Regions from separate parts of the Homo sapiens genome. Here region 2 is linked to region 1. The links are chromatin loops, found by intact Hi-C in ENCODE. Cell type or tissue: CD4-positive, alpha-beta T cell. All regions are shown on one strand. Each heading gives the region's core, and the rest is flanking DNA. Links, peaks and the distances in the headings are about the cores only. Region 1 holds the start of LOC107985827 (a long non-coding RNA gene). Region 2 holds the start of LOC101929319 (a long non-coding RNA gene).

The links. A loop is a pair of places that touch in the nucleus more often than their neighbours do. Peaks named below come from ENCODE experiments on the same cell type or tissue, not always from the same donor. Only the 100,000 strongest peaks of a DNase experiment are listed, where the experiment ranks them.
Region 2: a loop joins it to region 1, with 2.5 times the contacts of the local background. A loop is called at or near these places in 3 of 110 quality-filtered maps.

What each region holds. Positions count from the first base shown.
Region 1 is chr2:151,302,693-151,313,594 of GRCh38, forward strand. LOC107985827 (a long non-coding RNA gene) reads right to left here and starts at 4,207. Exons shown (of 3, transcript XR_001739220.1): 1 at 4,191-4,207; 2 at 3,016-3,101; 3 at 1,029-1,116. In CD4-positive, alpha-beta T cell, for the core only: no CTCF peak of the experiment used is centred there; no DNase peak of the experiment used is centred there; H3K27me3 peaks cover 190 bases.
Region 2 is chr2:151,371,839-151,382,740 of GRCh38, forward strand. TNFAIP6 (TNF alpha induced protein 6) reads left to right here. Exons shown (of 6, transcript NM_007115.4): 5 at 1,711-1,751; 6 at 7,526-8,208. The coding sequence ends at 7,695. It overlaps LOC101929319 (a long non-coding RNA gene), which reads right to left and starts at 7,533. Exons shown (of 3, transcript NR_110248.1): 1 at 7,350-7,533; 2 at 957-1,078. It also overlaps the pseudogene RN7SL124P. RefSeq lists an enhancer at 2,587-2,636. In CD4-positive, alpha-beta T cell, for the core only: no CTCF peak of the experiment used is centred there; no DNase peak of the experiment used is centred there.

The sequences.
Region 1 (10,902 bases), core at 1,206-9,205:
AGTTAATAAGCCTCCTTGCAATAAACTTCTTTTTGGAAAAAAAAGATAACTCATTTACAAGGGAACCCCCCTGCTGTGGTACAGACATAAACGTCTAGAAAAATTACACTTTCTTATATTTCATTCAGATTAGCTTCACTTTTTGGGAAAAAAAGTAGAAAATCTTTTATATGCTATTAATCTTTAGATCTGTTTCTGCTGTCTGAAACTTTTTCTTGGGGCACACTGCTATGACAAAAAAATTAGATATGGTTACTGAAGAAAACCCTAGGAAAAAAATAAGAAAAATATTGTTCAGTGAGGGCTAATTAAGATTACAGCCAACCTATGCTTTTATGAGCATAAACCAAAGTAACATTACTGGGAGATACACAGAAAGAATCACGTTTTCCTGAGAAATCTCTTAAGAAATTACATCAGTTCTCTGGACACATGGAGGAGAGGGGGTGTGCCATTGTGGAGGCTGTGACTCAGCGGCAACCTGATTTTTCATCTGCTTTGACAACAGTGATAACATAAAATGTGTCTGGAAAGGGAAAATTCATTCTCTCTACATCATTCTGCATAGCACCATGCTCTGCACCACATGTGGTGAGGTCCTTACCAGAAATACTGAAAATACAGGGGGGCTTGCAAGGTGTAGGAGAAACGTCTTCCCTGGTCTTCTTTTGCAGCTAATTTACAACATGGCCTCAAAACCAAGCCACCGGAAGGAGGTAGTTGGGGTAAGGAGGGTGAGTTGTGAAGGGAAGATGGGAGGCAGAGTCTCTTGTCCATCTTCTGCTGTTTCTTTTTTTTTTTTTTGAGATGGAGTCTCACTCTGTCACCCAGGCTGGAGTACAGCGGCACAATCTCGGCTCACTGCAACCTCTGCCTCCCAGGTTCAAGCGATTCTCCTGCCTCAGCCTCCTGAGTAGCTGGAACTATAGGCACGCGCCACCACGCCCAGGTAGTTTTTGTATTTTTAGTAGAGATGGGGGTTTCACCATGTTGGCCAGGATGGTCTTGATCTCTTGACCTCATGATCTGCCCACCTTGGCTTCCCAAAGTGCTGAGATTACAGGCGTGAGCCACCGCGTCCAGTATCTTCTGCTGTTTCTTGACTTGTGGAAATGCCTGCATGTGTGTGAAAAGCACAACTTCTCTGTAAGAGTCTATCTTGGTTATTAAGCCCAGAGTCTAAGTAGTGTCAAGCCCATTGATTTACAAATTATATCACTCTGTCCACCCAAAGGCCACCTGGCCATTGTGATATAGAGTAGCTACCAAAGCAACTAAGGTGGTGTTTTCCAAAAAGAGTGACCTGTGAATACTTGTTGAATAAGGTAATATTAACCTACTTGTGGCCTTGATCTTACCCTTCTTCCTATTTAACCACAGCCCTGGCCCTAAGATACCCTGATCCCTGAAAGAACAGCAGCTATGTCTGAGAATAAAAAGCATCTCAAAGAATTCTAGGCTGTCAAACAAAATCAGGAAATGTTGGGAAACTTTTAAGTGATACAGTGGTGACTTTTGCAGGCCCAAAAGAAGTCTGTGGCCTTAATGGATCTATGGGCTACAGGATTCTTATCAAAATAATTTTAGTTAGATGAGTCAATAAATAAAATGTGCCATATAGATGCAATGGAGTATTATTTGGCCTTAAAAAGGAAGGAAAGTCTGGTATAGAATAGATTATGTATGAACCTTGAGGACATTATGCTAAGTGAAATAAGTCATCTACAAAAGGACAAGTATTGTGTGGTTCCATTTATATAAGGAACCTAGAATAATCCAATTTACAGAGGAAATAGAATGGTGGTTGCCAGGGGATGAGGGAAGGAGTGAATGGGGAGTTATTGTTTAATGAGCATAGAGTTTCAGTTTGTTTGTTTTTTGTTTGTTTTTGTTTTTATTTTTGTTTTTTGAGACAAAGTCTTGCTCTTGTCCCCCAGGCTGGAGTGCAACGGCGCCATCTCGGCTCACTGCAACCTCCACCTCCTGGGTTCAAGCGATTCTCCTGTCTCAGCCTCCCAAGTAGCTGGGATTACAGGCGCCTGCCACCAGACCCAGCTAATTTTTTTTGTATGTTCAGTAGAGACGGGGTTTCACCATGTTGGCCAGGCTGGTCTCGAACTCCTGACCTCAGGTGATCTGCCCACCTCAGCCTCCCAAAGTGCTGGGATTACAGGCGTGAGCCACAGCATTCGGCCAAGTTTCAGTTTTGCAAAATGAAAAGAGTTCTGGAGATGGATGGTAGTGATGGTTGTTCAACAATGTGAATGTACTTAATACCACTGAAATGTACACTTAAAAATGGTTGATGATAAATTTTGTTATGTGTATTTTACCATAATTAAAAAATAAAAAGTAAAAATTGTAGTGAGTCCTATTTGCATGCAAGTCTTTGTATACTATTGTAAGACGATGTAGGTAAAACTAGTCCCTGTCTTTATGGAGATTTACTGTTTTCAGATTTATAGGAAAAGAGAGGACAGATTTGTGTATCTGGCATAGAACTTTCCTTCATTATATGGGAAGTGAGCTCAAGTTACTTCATATGGGAATTCAAGGAAGAGGAGGCCCATAAAAGTGAGAGAATTTGATATTCATTTTCTATAAAAGTTAGAAAAGAGGAAGATGAAAAGAGAGGAGAGGAAGGGAGAAGAAGAAAGAAGAAGAAAAAAGAAGAAGAGGAAGAAGAGGAGGAAGAAGAAGAAAAAGGAGGAGGAGGAGGGGAAGGGGGAGGGGAAGGGGAAGGGGAAGGAGAAGGGGAAGCAGAAGATTCCTGATCTTGTCACTCTTCTTTGATGTGCATTTGCTCCCAACATGCATCTACATGCCCAGCTGGAGAGCCAAGATGTAAATGCAACCAGGCCATAATCCACCTTTCCAACCTAATTTCCCAGAACTCCCTTATACCAGTAATTCAGTCTTTTCAGTCCAATTAGCCTTACAAATTCCTATCTCCTGTCTCCATTCACAGAATCTCAGAGTTGGAGAAATCAGAGGTCATCTTGTCCAACCACTCACCAGATGCCTAAGTCCTTAAGTTGGGCTGACATCTTACTTAGTTGAACTTCCATTCATTTTCTCAGTTGGGCTCATAGAATAATGTTCTATGTTATAAAAGGTATAAAAAGAAATACTGTCAAAGAAAAGAGAAAAAGAAGAAGCAGCACACTCTGAACTCAAAGTTAAGTTCCCACTTATTAATTATATTACTTATATTTTAAAAGAATATTTAAATCCAATTGCAAAACATTAAGTCTACAGTGATCCCATTTTTGTCACCCCCACAAAATGTGTGTGTGTGTGTGTGTGTGTGTGTGTGTGTGTATGCGTATATATACATAGAAAAAAGTCCCTGTGTAAATCTTTAAAGTTTCTTTGAAGGCAAAGTTATGGGTACCCTTTATTTCTACACTTGTTTATTTGTATTCATAATTTTTATTCAATTAAATTTTATTTTCTTTAACAAATGAAGAAAATTTGTATATAGTATGTTTGTACATATAAGTAAATATAACTGAGGTGGCAATTAGTTATCAAGTGACACAAAAATTTGCAACAGAACAAAAAATAAAAATTATTTTGTAAATGTACATTGGAAAATTGGGTTTAGCATATTTAATCAAACATGTGGAAGGCTGGACATGGTGGCTTATGCTTGTAATCCCAGCACTTTGAGAGGCCAAGACAGGCAGATTGCTTGAATCCAGGAGTTTGAGACTAGCCAAGCTGGGTATTTTTCTGTCTCTACAAAAAAAATACAAAAATTAGCCAGACACAGTGGTGCACACTTGTGGTCCCAGCTACTTGGGAGGCCAAGGATGGAGGATCGCTTGAGCTCGGGAGGTTGCAGTGAGCTGAATCATGCCACTGCACTCTAGCCTGGGTGATAGAGTGAGACCCTGTCTCAAAAAAAAAAAAAAAAAAAAACGGAACAAAGGAATTGATTATGATCGAATGTTTCCCAAGAAAGAGAAATTAGCCTTAATGGGATCATAGCCAAACCACAAAACATAAATTTGATATTGAGGTTACAGCATACAAAGGGCTGGACTATCCTCTGGGACAATTATCATTTTTCCCTTTGCTTAAATCTTCACTCAGCTCTTGCAATGTATTATGTCATGCATTCTGCTAATCCTTGGGTGGGAATTCAAAGATGACTAAGACGGGGCCCGAGCCCTTAGGACACTCACACATTTCCTATTTGGCTAGAAAAGCAGCCAAAGCTCCAGTAGGCAGCCTGATGGTCTCCTAGAAGGCATTTTTGAAAAAGACTTCAGTTAACCATGTTCCATTGTCTCTCCACATCTCACATTCACTGACACACCTAAAAGAAAGGCCCAAGAGGTCCTTTTGTGTTGGCATCTTCAACTTCTGATATTGTTGGCACCTCAGTAGATGCTATGCGTCTCTTGCTGGTTGGTTTTGGTATCTTGCGAGGGCATATTAAATATTGTTAGCCAAAGAACTCCCCTCCTCAAGAAAATGCTTAGTATCCCCAAGGTCAGCCTCTGTCCAAAAACAAGTCTTCTTTACCTTTCCACTTGACCCAATAGCCATCGGCAAGGATGTGCAAAAGGATTCCACACTCTTTTCTCTTTTGACTAATACTTAGTGCTAAATTCCTGGTCACAAAGGTGAATAAAATCCTTAGTACTAAATTCCTGGTAACAAAAGTGAATAAAGGATTTGCATTCATCAAACTATCTTTGAAAGCTCTTACCCCCTCTTGCTACTCATCCAACTCAAGAGCAAACCTCCAAAATGTCCCTGAACCAGTACACTTCTTTCCCTTCTCCATTGTTGCCATCACCATCCAAGCCACCATCCCATCAACTCTCCCTGGACAACTGCAGTAGCCTCCTGAGATGACTCCCTGCTCCCCCTCTTAATCCACTATAAGTTCTCCTCTGATGAGACACCAGAGTGATCTTTTTAAAACATAAATTAAATCATGTTGTCACCTGCTGAAAAACCTCCTACTGCATATAAATTCAACTCCATATGCCCAACCTGGCTTACGCAGCCCCACAGTACCTGCCACTGCCTACCTTTCCCCTCACAGTAAGTTCCCCCTTTCATTAAGCTCTTTCATCACCTTGCTCTCCCTTTTGTTTTTGGAGAATTGGTCAAGTTCATTCTTGCCACAGGGCTTTTGCTCCAGCCTTCCCATCTGTCTGGCATGGCTGGCTCCTTCAGGTCATTCAGATCTAAGCTTCAATGTCACCTCCTCAGAGAGGCCTTTCCTGACCCTCTTTTCTATCATGTCAGCCTATGCTGAGTCTTTCAAAGCACTCATCATTATCTGATAATTTCCTTGTTTACTTATTGCTCCATTTTTTCTCTGTCACTGCTGCTAGAATGTAAGCTCCATGAAAGCAGTAACTTTGTGTGTCTTGCTCATTGGCTGTACTGGATTGATGCCTGGCATAAAGTAGACATGAAACAAATAATTGCCAAATAAATGTGTTAAATGAGTAAAAGAAGATGGTTGTCACTCCATAGTTAAGTGACTGAATCTTGTATTCACTACATTCATTCATTCACTAACTCATTGAGTTTTTATTATATGCTTGGTACTATTTTTAAAAATAAACAGGCCAGGTGCTGTGGCTTACATCTATAATCCCAGCACTTTGGGAGGCCAAGGTGGGTGGATCACCTGAGGTCAGGAGTTCGAGACCAGCCTGGGCAACATGGTGAAACCTTGTCTCTACTAAAAATACAAAAATTAGCTGGGTGTGGTGGCACACACCTGTAGTTCCAGCTACTCGGGAGGCTGAGGCAGGAGAATTGCTTGAACCCAGGAGGTGCAGGTTGAAGTGAGCCGAGATCACGCCACTGCACTCCAGCCTAGGTGACAAAGTGAGACTCTGTCTCAAAAACAAAAACAAACAAACAAAATAAATGCAGCTAATTGCTATCCTCATGAAACTGAGGTTTCCTATACTCAAAGGAGAGAAATATATCAAATAAAACTTTCTAACGTGATATGCTAAGTGATATGCTAGAGATGTGCAAAAGATGGTTGGAGGTGTTCTCACAGGGAATGTGAGGCTTTACCTGTATTTTTAAGAATGAATTCACCAATGCATTTTAGAGAGAAGGGACAAGAGAGACTTGAGAACATCATGGCAGATGGGAGGCAGGACAGTTTGCAGCTCCCACTTGGACAGACAGAGCAGTGTGTGGACACTCTCATCATGAACTTTTGCTCCAGAACTACTGCAGGAATAAATCAGGAAAGCCAAGAAAACCCACAGACCCTCTGAAGGAAGAGGATTGCTCCTGCAGGACCTGGGAGACACCCCAAACACAGTGATTGCCCAAGCTGTGGAACTGGGAAAGGGGGATTGTCTGCCCCAGAACACACACCCTTGTAAGGCCTCTGAGCCCAAGCTAAGCCACCATATCCCCAGTGACCTGCACATATACATCCAGATGGCCTGAAGCAACTGAAGTTCCACAGAAGTGAAAATAGCTTAACTGATGACATTCCACCATTGTGATTTGTTTCTGCCCCACGCTTTGTAATTTCTTAAGAAATTACAAAGAAATTTCTTTGTAATTCTCCCCACCTTTGAGAATGTACTTTGTGAGATCCAACCCCTGCTCCCAAAACATTGCTCTTAACTCCACCACCTATCCCAAAACCTATAAGAACTAATGATAATCCCACCACCCTTGCTGACTCTGTTTTCGGACTCAGCCCACCTGCACCCAGGTGAAATAAACAGCCTTGTTGCTCACACAAAGCCTGTTTGGTGGTCTCTTCACACAGACACATGAGACATTTGGTGCCGAAGACCCGGGTCAGCGGGACTCCTTTGGGAGACCAGTCCCCTGTCCTCACCCTTACTCTGTGAAGAGATCCACCTACGACCTCAGGTCCTCAGACCAACCAGCCCAAGGAACAGCTCACTGATTTTAAATCGGGTAAGCAGCCTCTTTTTACTCTCTTCTCCAATCTCTCTCACTATCCCTCAACCTCTTTCTCCTTTCAATCTTGGCACCACCCTTCAATCTCTCCCTTCTCTTAATTTCAATTCCTTTCATTTTCTGGTAGAGACAAAAGAGACACATTTTATCCGTAGACCCAAAACTCTGGCGCCGGTCACAGACTCGGGAAGGCAACCTTCCCTTGGTGTTTAATCATTGCGGGGATGCCTCCCTGATTATTCACCCATGTTCCATTGGTGTCTGATCTCCGCGGGGACACCTGCCTTGGTCATTCACTCACGTTCCCTTGGTGGCAAGTCAATTGCAGGGACGCCTGCTTTGGCTGCTCACCCACGTTGCAGCCCAGGGCTGCTTCCCACCCCGCTTGTCCGTGTCTCTACCTTTCTCTTTGAACTTGCCTCCTTCACTATGGGCAACCTTCCACCCTCCACTCCTCCTTCTTCTCCCTTAGCCTGTGTTCTCAAGAACTTAAAACCTCGTCAACTCTCGCCTGACCTAAAATCTAAGTGTCTTATTTTCTTCTGCAATACTGCTTAGCCCCAATACAAACTCGATAGTAGTTCCAAGTGGCCAGAGAATGGCACTTTCGATTTGTCTGTCCTACAAGATCTAGATAATTTTTGTGGTAAAATGGGCAAATGGTCTCAGGTGCCTGACGTCTAGGCATTCTTTTACACATTGGTCCCTCCCTAGTCTCTGCTCCCAATGAGACTTGTCCCAAATCTTTCTTCTTTCTCTCCTGTCTGTTCCTTCAGTCTCCACCCCAAGCTCTGAGTCCTTTGAATCCTCCTTTTCTACAGACTCATCTGACCTCCCTTTCTCCCCAGGCTGCTCCTCGCCAGGCCAAGCCAGGTCCCAATTCTTCCTCAGCCTCTGCGCACCCACCCCACAATCTTTTTATCACCTCCCCTCCTCACCCGGTCTGGCTTACAGTTTTGTTCCGCGACTAGCCCTCCCCCACCTGCCCAGCAATTTCCTCTGAGAGAGGTGGCTGGAGCTAAAGGCATAGTCAAGGTTAATGCTCCTTTTCTCTTTATCCGACCTCTCCCAAATCAGCTAGGATTTAGGCTCTTTTTCATCAAATATAAAAACCCAGCCCAGTCCATGGCCCATTTGGCAACAACCCTTAGACATTTTACTGCCCTAGACCCATAGGGGTCAGAAGGCCGTCTTATTCTCAGTATGCATTTTATTTTATTACCCAATCTGCTCCCGACATTAACTAAAGCTCCCAAAATTAAATTCCGGCCCTCAGACCCCACAACGGGACTTAATTAACCTCACCTCCAAGGTGTACAATAATAGAGTAGAGGCAGCCAAGTAGCAATGTATTTCTAAGTTGCAATTCCTTGCCTCCACTGTGAGACAAACCCCAGCCACAGCTCCAGCACACAAGAACTCCAAACGCCTGAACCACAGCTGCCAGGGGTTCCTCCAGAACCCCCTCCCCCAGAAGCAAGTGCTGGAAATCTGGCCACTGGGCCAAGGAATGCCCGCAGCCCAGAATTCCTCGTAAGCCATGTCCCATCTGTGTGGGACCCCACAGAAAATTGGACTGTTCAACTCGCCTGGCAGCCATTCTTCCGGGAACTCTGGCCCAAGGTTCTCTGACTGACTCCTTCCCGGATCTTCTCATCTTAGCGGCTGAAGACTGATGCTGCCTGATTGCCTCAGAAGCCTCCGGGACCATCGTGGATGCCGAGCTTCTGGTAACTCTTACAGTGGAGGGTAAGTCCGTCCCCTTCTTAATCAACATGGAGGCTACTCACTCCACATTACCTTATTTTCAAGGGCCTGTTTCCCTGGCCTCCAAAACTGTTGTAAGTATTGACGGCCAGACTCCTAAACCTCTTAAAACTCCCCAACTCTGGTGCCAACTTGGACAATATTCTTTTATACACTCCTTTTAGTTATCCCCACCTGCCCAGTTCCCTTATTAGGCTGAGACATTTTAACCAAATTATCTGCTTCCCTGATTATTCCTGGGCTACAGCCACACCTCAATTGCCATCTTTTGCCCCAATTCAAAGCCTCCTTCACATCCTCTCCTTATATCTCCCCACCTTAATCCACAAGTACAGGATACCTCTACTCCCTCCTTGGTGACAGATGATGCACCCCTTACCGTCCCATTAAAACCTAATCACCCTTACCCCACTCAATGCCAATATCCCATCCCACAGCACACTTTAAAAGGATTAAAGCCTGTTATCACTTGCCTATTACAGCATGGCCTTTTAAAGCCTATAAACTCTCCTTACAATTCCCCCATTTTACCTGTCCAAAAACCGGACAAGCCTTACAGATTAGTACAGGATCTGCACCTTAACAACCAAATTGTCTTGCCTATCACCCCATGGTGCCAAAGCCATATACTCTCCTATCCTCAATACCTCCCTCCACAACCCCTCCATAACCCATTATTCTGTTCTGGATCTCAAACATGCTTTCTTTAGTATTCCTTTGCACCCTTCATCCCAGCCTCTTTTTGCTTTCACTTGGACTGACCCTGACACCCATCAGGCTCAGCAAATTACCTGGGCTGTACTGCTGCAAGGCTTCACGGACAGCCCCCATTACTTCAGTCAAGCCCAAATTTCTTCCTCATCCATTACCTATCTCAACATAATTCTGCATGAAAACACACGTGCTCTCCCTGCTGATTGTGTCCGGCTAATCTCCCAAACCCCAACCCCTTCTACAAAACAACTCCTCTCCTTCCTGGGCATGGTTAGGTACTTCCGCGTTTGGATACCTAGTTTTACCATCCTGACTGAACCATTATATAAACTCACAAAAGCAAACCTAGTTGACCACACAGATCCTAAATCCTTTCCCCACTCCCCTTTCCATTCCTTAAAAAACAGCCCTAAAAGTTGCTCCCACACTGGCTCTCCCTAACTCATCACTCCGTTTTCATTACACACAGCTGAAGTGCAGGGCTGTGCGGTCGGAGTTCTTACACAAGAGCCAGGACCGCTCCCTGTAGGCTTTCTGTCCAAACAACTTGACCTTACTGTTTTAGCCTAGCCCTCATGTCTGCGTGTGGCAGCTGCCACTGCCTTAATACTTTTGGAGGCCCTCCAAATCACAAACCGTGCTCAACTCACTCTCTACAGCTCTCATAACTTTCAAAATCTATTTTCTTCCTCACACCTGACACATATACTTTCTGCTCCCCAATTCCTTCAGCTATACTCACTCTTTGTTGAGTCTCCCACAATTACCATTGTTCCTGGCCTGGACTTCAATCTGGCCTTCCACATTATTCTGGATACCACACCTGACCCCCATGACTGTATCTCTCTGATCCACCTGACATTCACTCCATTTCTCCTTATTTCCTTCTTTCGTGTTCGTTACCCTGATCACACTTGGCTTATTGATGGCAGTTCCATCAAGCCTAATCACCACTCACCAGCAAAGGCAGGCTATGCTATAGTATCTTCCACATCTATCATTGAGGCTACTGCTCTGCCCCCCTCCACTACCTCTCAGCAAGTCAAACTCATTGCCTTAATTCGGGTCCTCACTCTTGTAAAGGGACTACTCATCAATATTTATGCTGACCCCATATCCTGCACCACCATGCTGCTTTATGAGCTGAAAGTTTTCCTCACTACACAAGGGTCCTCCATCATTAATGCCTCTTTAATAAAAACTCTTCTCAAGGCTGCTTTACTTCCAAAGACAGCTAGAATTATTCACTGCAAAGGCCATCAAAAGGCATCAGATCCCATCACTCAGGACAATGCTTATGCTCATAAGGTAGCTAAAAAAGCAGCTAGCGTTCCAACTTCTATCCCTCACGGCAGTTTTTCTCCTCATCTAGTCACTCCCACCTACTCCCCAACTGAAACTTCCACCTATCAATCTCTTCCCACACAAAGCAAATGGTTCTTGTACCAAGGAAAATATCTCCTTCCAGCCTCACAGGCCCATTCT
Region 2 (10,902 bases), core at 1,230-9,229, 69 kb after region 1:
CCCGCCTCAGCCTTCTAAAGTGCTGGGATTACAGGTGTGAGCCACCGCACCTGGCCTTGTTTTCTTCTTTAGCTGACAGACTACTGCTATAGAGAAAAGATAGTTTATAAAAATAGTTTGATGAAGACACAAAGTAGAGTTGGGGAATTAAGAACAAAGTACAGGCAGGCACACCTGTGGTCCCAGCTACTTTGGAAGCTGAGGCAGGATGAGCACTTGAGCCCAGTAGTTCTGGGCTACAGTGCGCTATGCTGGTGGGGTGTCCACACTAAGAGCAGCATCAATATGATGACCTCTCAGGAGTAGGGTACCACCAGGTTGCCTAAGGAGGGGTGAACCTGCCCAGGTCAGAAACAAGCAGATTAAAACTCCCGTGCTGAGAATTGGGAAGGAGCCTATGAATAAACATTGTATTTCAGCCTGGGCAATACAGCAACATCCTATCTTATATAAAATAATAAACTACTGTCTTTAGGAGGTTTGAACAGGCTAATTTGTTATTTCTTGGATTTATATTATATAATTTACCCTTTAGGTAAATTTAGACTTTTCCTCTAGAATAAATTACATATTTAGAAACCTGTAAAACCCTTACCTTTTTATATGTGTAAAAGGGTTCCTTTCAAGTCATGATTCAGATAAAAATCAAATCCTTTTACACCTATAAGGTCCAAAATAATTTTTCCAGATTTAAATCAGTCTATCCTAGAATTCAAAATATTAATATCACCAAGCATATGCCCATTCTTCTACAACTGTGAAGAAAACTTTATAAAATTAATTAGAAATAAATTTTTAAGGCTGGACACAGTGGCTTATGCCCGTAATCCTAGCACTTTGGGAGGCCGAGGCAGTTGGATCACCTGAGGTCAGGAGTTTGCGACCAGCCTGGCCAACATGGCAAAACCCTGTGTCTACTAAAAATACAAAAATTAGTAGGGTGTGGTGGCACATACCTGTAATCCCAGCTACTCGGGAGCCTGAGGCAGGAGAATCACTTGAACCCAGGAGGCAGAGGTTGCAGTGAGCTGAGATTGTGCCATTGTACTCCAGCCCGGGCTATAGACCGAGACTCCATCTGAAAAAAAAGAAAGAAAATTTTAATTTTTCCAAATAGATTCAAATTATCTGCTGCACAAAATTTTCTAGTTACACAAAGTAAAAATGCCACACATATCTTTCCTTTAAAATCTCATTGGCTGGGTGCGGTGGCTCACACCTGTAATCCCAACACTTTGAGAAGCTGAGGCGGGAGGATCACCTGAAGCCAGGAGTTCAAGACCAGCCTGGCCAACATGGTGAAACCCCATCTTTACTAAAAGTACAAAAATTAGCCAGGTGTGGTGCATGCCTGTAATCTCAGTTACTTGGGAGGCTGAGGCAGGAGAATCGCTTGAACCCAGGAGGAAGAGGTTGCGGTGAGCCGAGACTGCGCCACTGCACTCCAGCCTGAGCGACAGAGCAAGACTCCATCTAAATAAAATAAAATAAAATAAAATATCATCAATATTGTAAGAAGATTATTTCAAATAACAAACTTTGTTTTAACTCCTACTCTCTCTTACAAATCCAGGTAAAATAACAATAGAAATTTTAAAAATTATGGAACAATGAGCTATTACTTAGAGGCTTAATTATCAGTAACAGCCACTTTACTAGCTGTATAATATTCATTTGTGTGACATCTCTTTTCTAAAAATTCCTTTTCAGATACTGTGGAGATGAGCTTCCAGATGACATCATCAGTACAGGTAAGGTTTTAAATTGAGGACCAAAACTATGATTTGTTTCTTTACAGTGTCCCTGAAAGTAAAGGGACACTGTTAAATAGTAAATAGTAGTTATTATTCACTTTTTAAAGTTGAAAGAACCAACACCAGATGCAGCTTGCTAGGTTGTAAAATGCAAAAAAAAAAAAAAAATTAAAGATTTATGCCAACTGCTTGCACTAAAAAATGTATAAACTCTTCTTTGCTGAAAATGTAATGTATCTGAGAGTCTTGAATCTGCAAATCCACAAATATTGCTATAGTTTATGATTTCCATAAATGTGCTAATAAAATGGCTGAAATTTTTCATTGATAAAGGGTTGAAGTCATTTATAAAGTCATTAAAAATCTTTGTCACTAAAACAATCTTACATCATATTCATTACATTTTTATCTTAGTACAATATTCTCCAGAGAATGTTTCAAATAACAAAGTTCTGTGAGATTTAAATAGATGTTACATGAGAAGAGGGCTCTAAGGTCAAATAAATTTGGAAAACGTTGGGTTAAACAATATCAAACAGGTTTCTTCACTGGAAGACAGCAGGGATCTTTTAATATGCTAATCATGTGTAGTAAATCTGAAAAGACCAGATATAATAGGTAGTGCTTTCCAAATATTGCCCACCCCCCCATTATTTTCTGTGACTTTGTTCCAAGAAATGTACCTCAAGAAATGCCCTGTAGTCGCATAAATTTATCTCAATATGCAATATCACTCTTTAATTTATCCCATACTGCTATTTTCTGGCTAAAAACTTCCTTTCTTACATGTATTCAGTATTTTATTTTATTTCCATCACCAGCACCAGCAGCTGGCATTTTTAAGTGCTCTATTTTCTCCCAAGTCATAAAACTATCACAGTACTTCTGCAACTATAAACAACAAAACTACATTGAGTTGCAATTTCTAAGTACTCAGATACTACTAGTTAACTTACTCCCACACCCCAGCCTTTCAGTGACTCAATTCTAATTTATTCGTCATAACTGTAACAGATGGAACTTCCTGCTCTGTTATCGAATGATTAATGCTTAAACCTTGTTAGTTCATTATTCTGTTACAAACTCCCTTAAGAAAGATAACCTATTAAATTAAACCGTTTACTTATCTCTCATTCCTTTCTTGAAAATATATTTTATATTAACAGAAAGTTGAAAGAAAACATCTTATTGCTGTAGGAGGTAGTTGGGGGATGAGAATCCTATTAAACAAAGAAGTTAAAAAGAAGCCTAGGCCAGGTGCCGTGGCTCACGTCTGTAATCCCAGCACTTTGGGAGGCCAAGGCAGGCCGATCACCTGAGGTCAGGAGTTCGAGACCAGCCTGACCAACATGGAGAAACACCGTCTCTACCAGAAATACAAAATTAGCCAGGCGTGGAGGCACATGCCTGTAATCCCAGCTACTTGGGAGGCTGAGGCAGGAGAATTGCTTGAACCCGGGAGGCAGAGGTTGTGGTGAGCCAAGATAGCGCCATTGCACTCCAGCCTGAGCAACAAGAGCAAAACTCCGTCTCAAAAAAAAAAAAAAAAAAAAAGTCTGAAATTTTACATTTTCCTTTTTTCTCTAAAGTAGACAACTTACTCCAAATGTAATCAAATCAGTGGTGGGGTTTTATTGGCACAACTTCAAGAAACTGGGAAAAAAAAAACCCACACAATTTATCATTCAAAGAGAAACAAATCAAGAAACAGAAAAGAATATAGTTAAAACAAAAAAGCCAAAGATTTAGCAAAAAATCAGGAAGAGGACATTGATACAAAGTAATAGAAAAAGAAGATATAAGATACAGTTAACATAAAATCCTATCAAGCATAGGCCTGGTGTGGTGGCTTACGCCTGTAATCCCAGCACATTGGGAGGATGAGGTGGGCGGATCACCAGGTCAAGAGATCGAGACCATCCTGGCTAACACGGTGAAACTCCGTCTCTACTAAAAATACAAAAAATTGGCCAGGTGCAGTGGCACACGCCTGTAGTCCCAGCCACTTGGGAGGCTGAGGCAGGAGAATCGCTTGAACCTGGGAGGCAGAGGTTGCAGTGAGCTGAGATTGTGCCACTGCACTCCAGCCTGGGTGACAGAGCAAGACCCCATCTCAAAAAAAAAAAAAATCCTATCAAGCATAATACTATTAACATTTTGATCTGGTTTTCTTTTTAAATATACGCTTACTCAACCCAGGGTATAGATTACAAAACAAAAATAGAAAATAAAGACATTGGCCAAGCATGGTAGCTCGTGCCTATAATCCTAGCACTTTGGGAGGCCAAGGTGAGAGGCGTGAGCCTCAGGAGTTTGGGACCAGCCTGGGCAACATGATGCAACCCTGTCTCTACAAAAAAATACAGAAGTCAGCCGGGCACAGTGGCTCATACCTGTAATTCTAGCATTTTGTGAGGCCAAGGCGGGTGGATCACTTAAGATCAGGAGTTCAAGACAGCCTGGCCAATATGGTGAAACCCCATCTTTACTAAAAACACAAAAAATTAGCCCGGTGTGGTGGCACGTGCCTGTAATCCCAGTTACTCAGGAGGCTGAGGCAGGAAAATCACTTGAACCTGAGAGGCAGAGGTTGTAGTTAGCTGAGATGGCTCCACTGCACGCTAGCCTGGGCAACAAAGTAAGATTCCCTTTCAAAAAAAATTTAAAAATACAAAGTTAGCCAGGCATCCTGATGCGTACCTGTAGTCCCAGCTACTCGGGAGGCTGAGGTAGGAGGATCACCTCAGTCCAGGGAGGTCAAGGCTGTAGTGAGCCATGATCATGCCACTGCTCTCCAGCCTGGGAGACAGAGTGATATTCTGTCTCAAAAAAAAAAAAAAAAAAGAAAGAAAGAACCTGAAATTGTCCATAATCCTACCACATTAATAAGAGATATAAAAGTAAGGATGTGCCTACTCTCCTCACCTCTCCATCCCAGAAAGGCATTTGATAACTCTGTAGTGACCATCCTTCCAGATGTTTTTCTATTATACAAACATTATATATGTGGAAACTATGGACATATTTCCATGTCAGAGTATGATATTTAGATCATTCAAATTCTTTTTCATGACTGCCTAATAGGTCACTGTATGGATATACTGTAATTTGTCATGTACTAATATTTAACATTCTGAGGCATTTGATTCTGATTTTTTTCTTTTGTTATTCAACGTTTCAATGAACATTTTAAAACCTCTGTCTTTACTCAGTAATTCTACTTTAAAAAAAAATAGATTCCTACAGTGCCAATTTACATTTCTTTTTCTTTTCTTTTTTTTTTTTTTTTTTTTGTTTTTTTTGAGACAGGGTCTTGTTCTGTCACCCAGGCTGGAGTGCAAGGGCGCCATCACAGCTCACTACAGCCTCAAACTCCTAGGCTCAAGTGATTTTCCCGCACAAGGCTAATTTTTATTTTTTATTTTTAGTAGAGATGGGGTTTTGCTATGTTGCCTAGGCTGGTCCTGAAGTCCTGAATTCAAGCTGTCCTCCTGCCTCAGCCTCCCAAAGTGCTGGGATTTCAGGCATAAACCACCTTGCCTGGCTGACTCCCAATTTACATTTTCTTTTCTTTTCTTTTCTTTTCTTTTTTTTTGAGAGTGAGTCTCGCTCTGTCGCCCAGGCTGGAGTGCAGTGGCAGGATCTCGGCTCACTGCAAGCTCCGCCTCCCGGGTTCACGCCATTCTCCTGCCTCAGCCTCCCAAGTAGCTGGGACTACAGGCACCCGCCACCACGCCTGGCTAATTTTTTGTATTTTTAGTAGAGACAGGGTTTCACTGTGTTAGCCAGGATGCTCTCAATCTTCTGACCTCATGATCCACCCGCCTCGGCCTCCCAAAGTGCTAGGATTACAGGCGTGAGCCACCGTGCCCGGCCATTTTTGTGTTTGTTTGTTTGTTTGTTTGTTTGTTTTTTAATAAGGCCTGTCGACTCATACCTAACCAATTTACATTTTAACCAGCTGAATATTCTCTGAATTCTCTCACAATAGAAGAGCAAAAAAGTATCATTAATAATCTAAGTTGAATTTTTGGTAGTGTTTTTGAACACATTTTTAAATGTCTATTAGCCCTTTGAACACCTATGAATTGCCTATGAATTTATATTTCTTGCATATTCTTTGGCGCTTTTGTCTTTCTCTTTTTTATTTCTTTGTATATTAGAGATATTAACCCTATTTTCTCTCAGTCTGTCTCGTGCAAAATTTTTTTTTTATATTTAGGCAAATCTTCCAAATATGAGAAAATAGCAGTCTGAGAATCAGAGCATGAACTCGGAAACCAGACTGCCTGTGCTCAAACCTGACTCTGCCCATTTAGTTCTGTGGCTTTGGGCAAGCTACTTAGTAGTCACTCTGTGCCTCAGTTTCTTATCTGTAAAATGAATATTTAAAAAGTATCCCCCTCACCTCGCAGTGTTGTTGTGGGGGTTAAATGAGTTAATAGATAAAAGCAAGCATTAGGAATGTATATACTCTGCTTTTGTTTATATATATTTGCAGCTCATGCCTGTGACCCCAACATTTTGGGAAGCTGGGGTAGAAGGATCACTTGAGCACAGGAGCTTGAGACCAGCCTGGGCAACATAGTGAGATCCTGTCTCCAAAAACAAACAAAAAGAAGGCCTTTGCCTCCTTTTTGAAAAAGATATAAATATTCCTATATTTTATGTTATATAATAAAGTTTTTCCTTTTTATTTAGCACATTTTGGTCTTTATATTACGGTAAAATGTGTTTAGGTACTCTGTGTAAAGTAGGAATCTAGCTTCATTTCTAATAAATGTGAAACTTGTTGCTCTGACATCATTTAGTAAATAACTCATCCACCCATCGCTGGTTTGACCTGCCCTGCCATTCTCCTGTAATTCTGTGGATGTTCCTTCTACAAAGAGTATCTTCTTTTTTTTTTTTTTGAGACGGAGTTTTGCTCTTGTTGCCCAGGCTGGAGTGCAATGGCAGAATCTTGGCTCACTGCAACCTCCGCCTCCCGGGTTCAAGGATTCTCCTGCCTCAGCCTCCCGAGGAGCTGGGATTACAGGCACACGCCACCAAGCCCGGCTGATTTTTTGTATTTTTAATAGAGACGGGGATTCACCATGTTGGTCAGGCTGGTATGGAACTCTCGACCTCAGGTGATCTGCCCACCTCGACCTCCCAAAGTGCTGGGATTACAGGCGTGACCCACCAGGCCCAGCCCAAGAGTACCTTTTAAATACAAGAGAGAGGCCAACTCGGTGGCTCACGCCTGTAATCCCAACACTTGGGAAGGCCGAGGTGCGTGGACCACCTGAGGTCGGGAGTTTGAGACCAGCCTGGCCAACATGGTGAAACCCCGTCTCTAGTAAAAATACAAAAAAATCTGCCAGGTGTGGTGGTGCGTGCCTTTAATCCCAGCTACTCGGGAGGCTGAGGCAGGAGAATCGCTTGAGCCCGGGAGGCGGAGGTTGCGGTGAGCCGAGATCGCGCCACAGCACTCCAGCCTGGGCAACAGAGTGAGTGAGACTCCATCTCAAAAATAAATAAATAAATACAATAGACAAAATTTCCTGTAGGATAGATTGGAGGACCAAAGGAAAAAATACAAACGTCTCTCACCCTGTTCCATGCGGCAATGAAACCACAGACTCTTCAGCTTGAGAATCGACCTCTGAATTCTGGGAATCTTGTTCATGAATTCTTATATTCTCCTATGAGAATGAAGAGTCTTTGAATTGTCAGCCAAATCAAAGGAGAGTAACATCTTTGTTCTTTTGCCTCCTTCCCCGCAACAGGAAATGTCATGACCTTGAAGTTTCTAAGTGATGCTTCAGTGACAGCTGGAGGTTTCCAAATCAAATATGTTGCAATGGATCCTGTATCCAAATCCAGTCAAGGAAAAAATACAAGTACTACTTCTACTGGAAATAAAAACTTTTTAGCTGGAAGATTTAGCCACTTATAAAAAAAAAAAAAAGGATGATCAAAACACACAGTGTTTATGTTGGAATCTTTTGGAACTCCTTTGATCTCACTGTTATTATTAACATTTATTTATTATTTTTCTAAATGTGAAAGCAATACATAATTTAGGGAAAATTGGAAAATATAGGAAACTTTAAACGAGAAAATGAAACCTCTCATAATCCCACTGCATAGAAATAACAAGCGTTAACATTTTCATATTTTTTTCTTTCAGTCATTTTTCTATTTGTGGTATATGTATATATGTACCTATATGTATTTGCATTTGAAATTTTGGAATCCTGCTCTATGTACAGTTTTGTATTATACTTTTTAAATCTTGAACTTTATAAACATTTTCTGAAATCATTGATTATTCTACAAAAACATGATTTTAAACAGCTGTAAAATATTCTATGATATGAATGTTTTATGCATTATTTAAGCCTGTCTCTATTGTTGGAATTTCAGGTCATTTTCATAAATATTGTTGCAATAAATATCCTTGAACACACATATTTGTGCACCTCTCTAATTATTTAAGACAAGGACCTGGAAATAGAATTACTGAATCAAAGGTTAATTAAAATAAAATTTTCTGTTTTGATAGGCAAAAATGAGGCCTCACTGTAGTTTGAATTTGCATTTCTTTATTCATGAGATTGATGGTTATATAATTTTTTGTTAATTTTTTTTGTGAATTATTTTTCCATGCCTTTTTTTCACTATTTTTAAAAACTGATATAATCTTCTCTATTGATTTGTTAGAAATTATTATATATGTCCATGTTTGTCATATATGCTGTAATTTAATTTTTAGTTTATATTTTGTCTTTTACTTTAATGGTTCTTTAAAATATATCAAATGTTAAAATTTATTTGCAATTATACTTGATTTTGCTGAGGTCTCTTTTCTCATATTTATGTTTAGGACTGTCAAAAGACAAAATGACAACAAATTTAGTTTAAAGATCTTAATTGGCTTTTATTTGCAATTCTAGAATCAGGCACCTCATTTTTAAAATAGAATGAGTGTTCTGATGAGCTGAGCAGAGGACGTTGGTTTTATTGATATAAAAGGGCTGAGGAGAGCAGAAACAGAAAACAAAAAGCAGACTGGTTGTTTCAAAGTTACTTTTCTTATAAAGGTTAAAGCAGAGGCAACTTCCTTATCATGCCAGCTAAAACTGGTCTGTTTGAGGGTTTGGCTATTATCTCTCTGTGGCTCTTGGTTTCTTGGAAGGTCAGATAAACAACTAATTTCGGGTTGGTGGTGTGAAACTTTAGCATGAGTGACTCCATTTTGGTTTGGTCTCTTTGGCCTGGTGCAGAAGCTAAGTCCAAACCAATGACCTCCTATAACTTTTATTTAAGAGAATAAAAATTCCCATTATAAGATATGACATGTATTCATCTATATTTTATTTTTGTTTTGTCACTTCACCTTTTTAGGGAGAAAAAAACACAGTTGTTACTCGGTAATGAGGGATGTTGGGACTCAGACGATACCCTAAAGTATGACACTTTGGGATACTGAGTACTTTGAGCTAAAGGAGACTGGAAGGCCTCAGAAGCAAGATCTCTGTGACCTTCTCCTTCCATCTTCCCTCTTGCCCCAAGTCTTCCTCTTCCAAAGCAAGTCATAAAAACCAGAATTCACCGGGCGCAGTGGCTCACTCCTGTAATCCCATCACTTTGGAAGGCCGAGGCAGAGGATCTCTTGAGCTCAGGAGTTCAAAACCAGGCTGGGCAACATAGCAAGACCTCATCTCTATGAAAAAAATTTTAAATTAAAAAATTAAAAATTATCTGGGCATAGTGCCACATGTCTGTAGTCCCAGCTACTTGGGGGGCAGAGGCGGGAGGATCACTTGAGCCCAGGAGTTTGAGGCTGCACTGGAGCTATGATTGCATCACTGCATTCCAGTCTGGGAGACAGAGTGAGATCCTGTCTTTAAAAAAAAAAAAAAGCAACCAGAACCAAAATTCCTCTTCCTCAAGTCTAGTTACAGACTCCTCTCCCAAAAAGCACGCTATAAAACCTAGAAAGGTCTCTCTGTCCTCCTTCTCCCTTGCAGACCCTCATTCCAGAAGAGTCCTGCCCCACACCCAGAAGGAAGGAGTGTTACACAGAGAGGCCAAGAAGAATCTAGACAGACAGGCCTTACTGGGCCTCCCCACTTGGTCTATTGCCATGAGATCACATGATTTGTCCAATCACATTTCTACATGGCCGTCTATTCTTCATCAAACCTAAACATAAAAATACAATTTTCCTTGGGTCTTTGAGTCTTCATTTCTGTAGGCTCCCATGTCACATAAAATTTTGATTAAATAAATTTATAATGCTTTTCTTTTGTTAGCCTGCCTTTGTTATAGGAGTGTTGGCCTTATGATGGTAAGGAAAGGTATCACGCCTTTCCATCCCTAAACAAGCAATGATTACCATCTAATTAAATTAAACAAAAATGCACGTGCCGGCCGGGCACAGTGGCTCACACCTGTAATCCCAGCGCTTTGGGAGGCCAAGGCAGGCAGATCACCTGAGGTCAGGAGTTCAAGACCAGCCTGGCCAAAATGGTGAAACCCCGTCTCTACTAAAATATACAAAAATTAGCCGGGCATGGTGGCAAGCGACTTAATCCCAGCTACTTGGGAGGCAGAGGCAGGAGAATCGTTTGAACCCGGGAGGCGGAGGTTGCAGTGAGCTGAGATTGAGCCATTGCACTCAAACCTGGGGGTAAGAGTGAGACTTCGCTAAAAAAAAAAAAAAAAAGCATGTGCCAAGCACTGTTCTAGGCACTTAGGGAATACCAGAGAACCAAAGGAACAAAAATCCCCACGTTTGAGGAGCTTATGTTCTGGTGGAGGGAGAGAGATAATAATTAATATACATAATAAATAGACTACATATTAAACATAGGTTAGGGTGCTGCATTATAAACTACTGACACTGTGAGATCATCAGTGACCTGGATGGGCAGTTTCAGTGGGGAGGAGGCAAAGGCCCAACTGAAGTGTGTGAAAAGTGAACTAGAGGAGAAAGGAGAGGTATTGGAGACAGTGGGTCTGGCTAACAAGGAAGTGGTAGCTGTAAGGACAAGTGGGCTGAAAGGAGACTTTCTTGATGAGAATGAATGAACTCAGCTGGGAGAGCTGCTGGGGCCATTTCTTTGAGCCCATGCAGTTGTGAGGCCCCTGGCAAAAA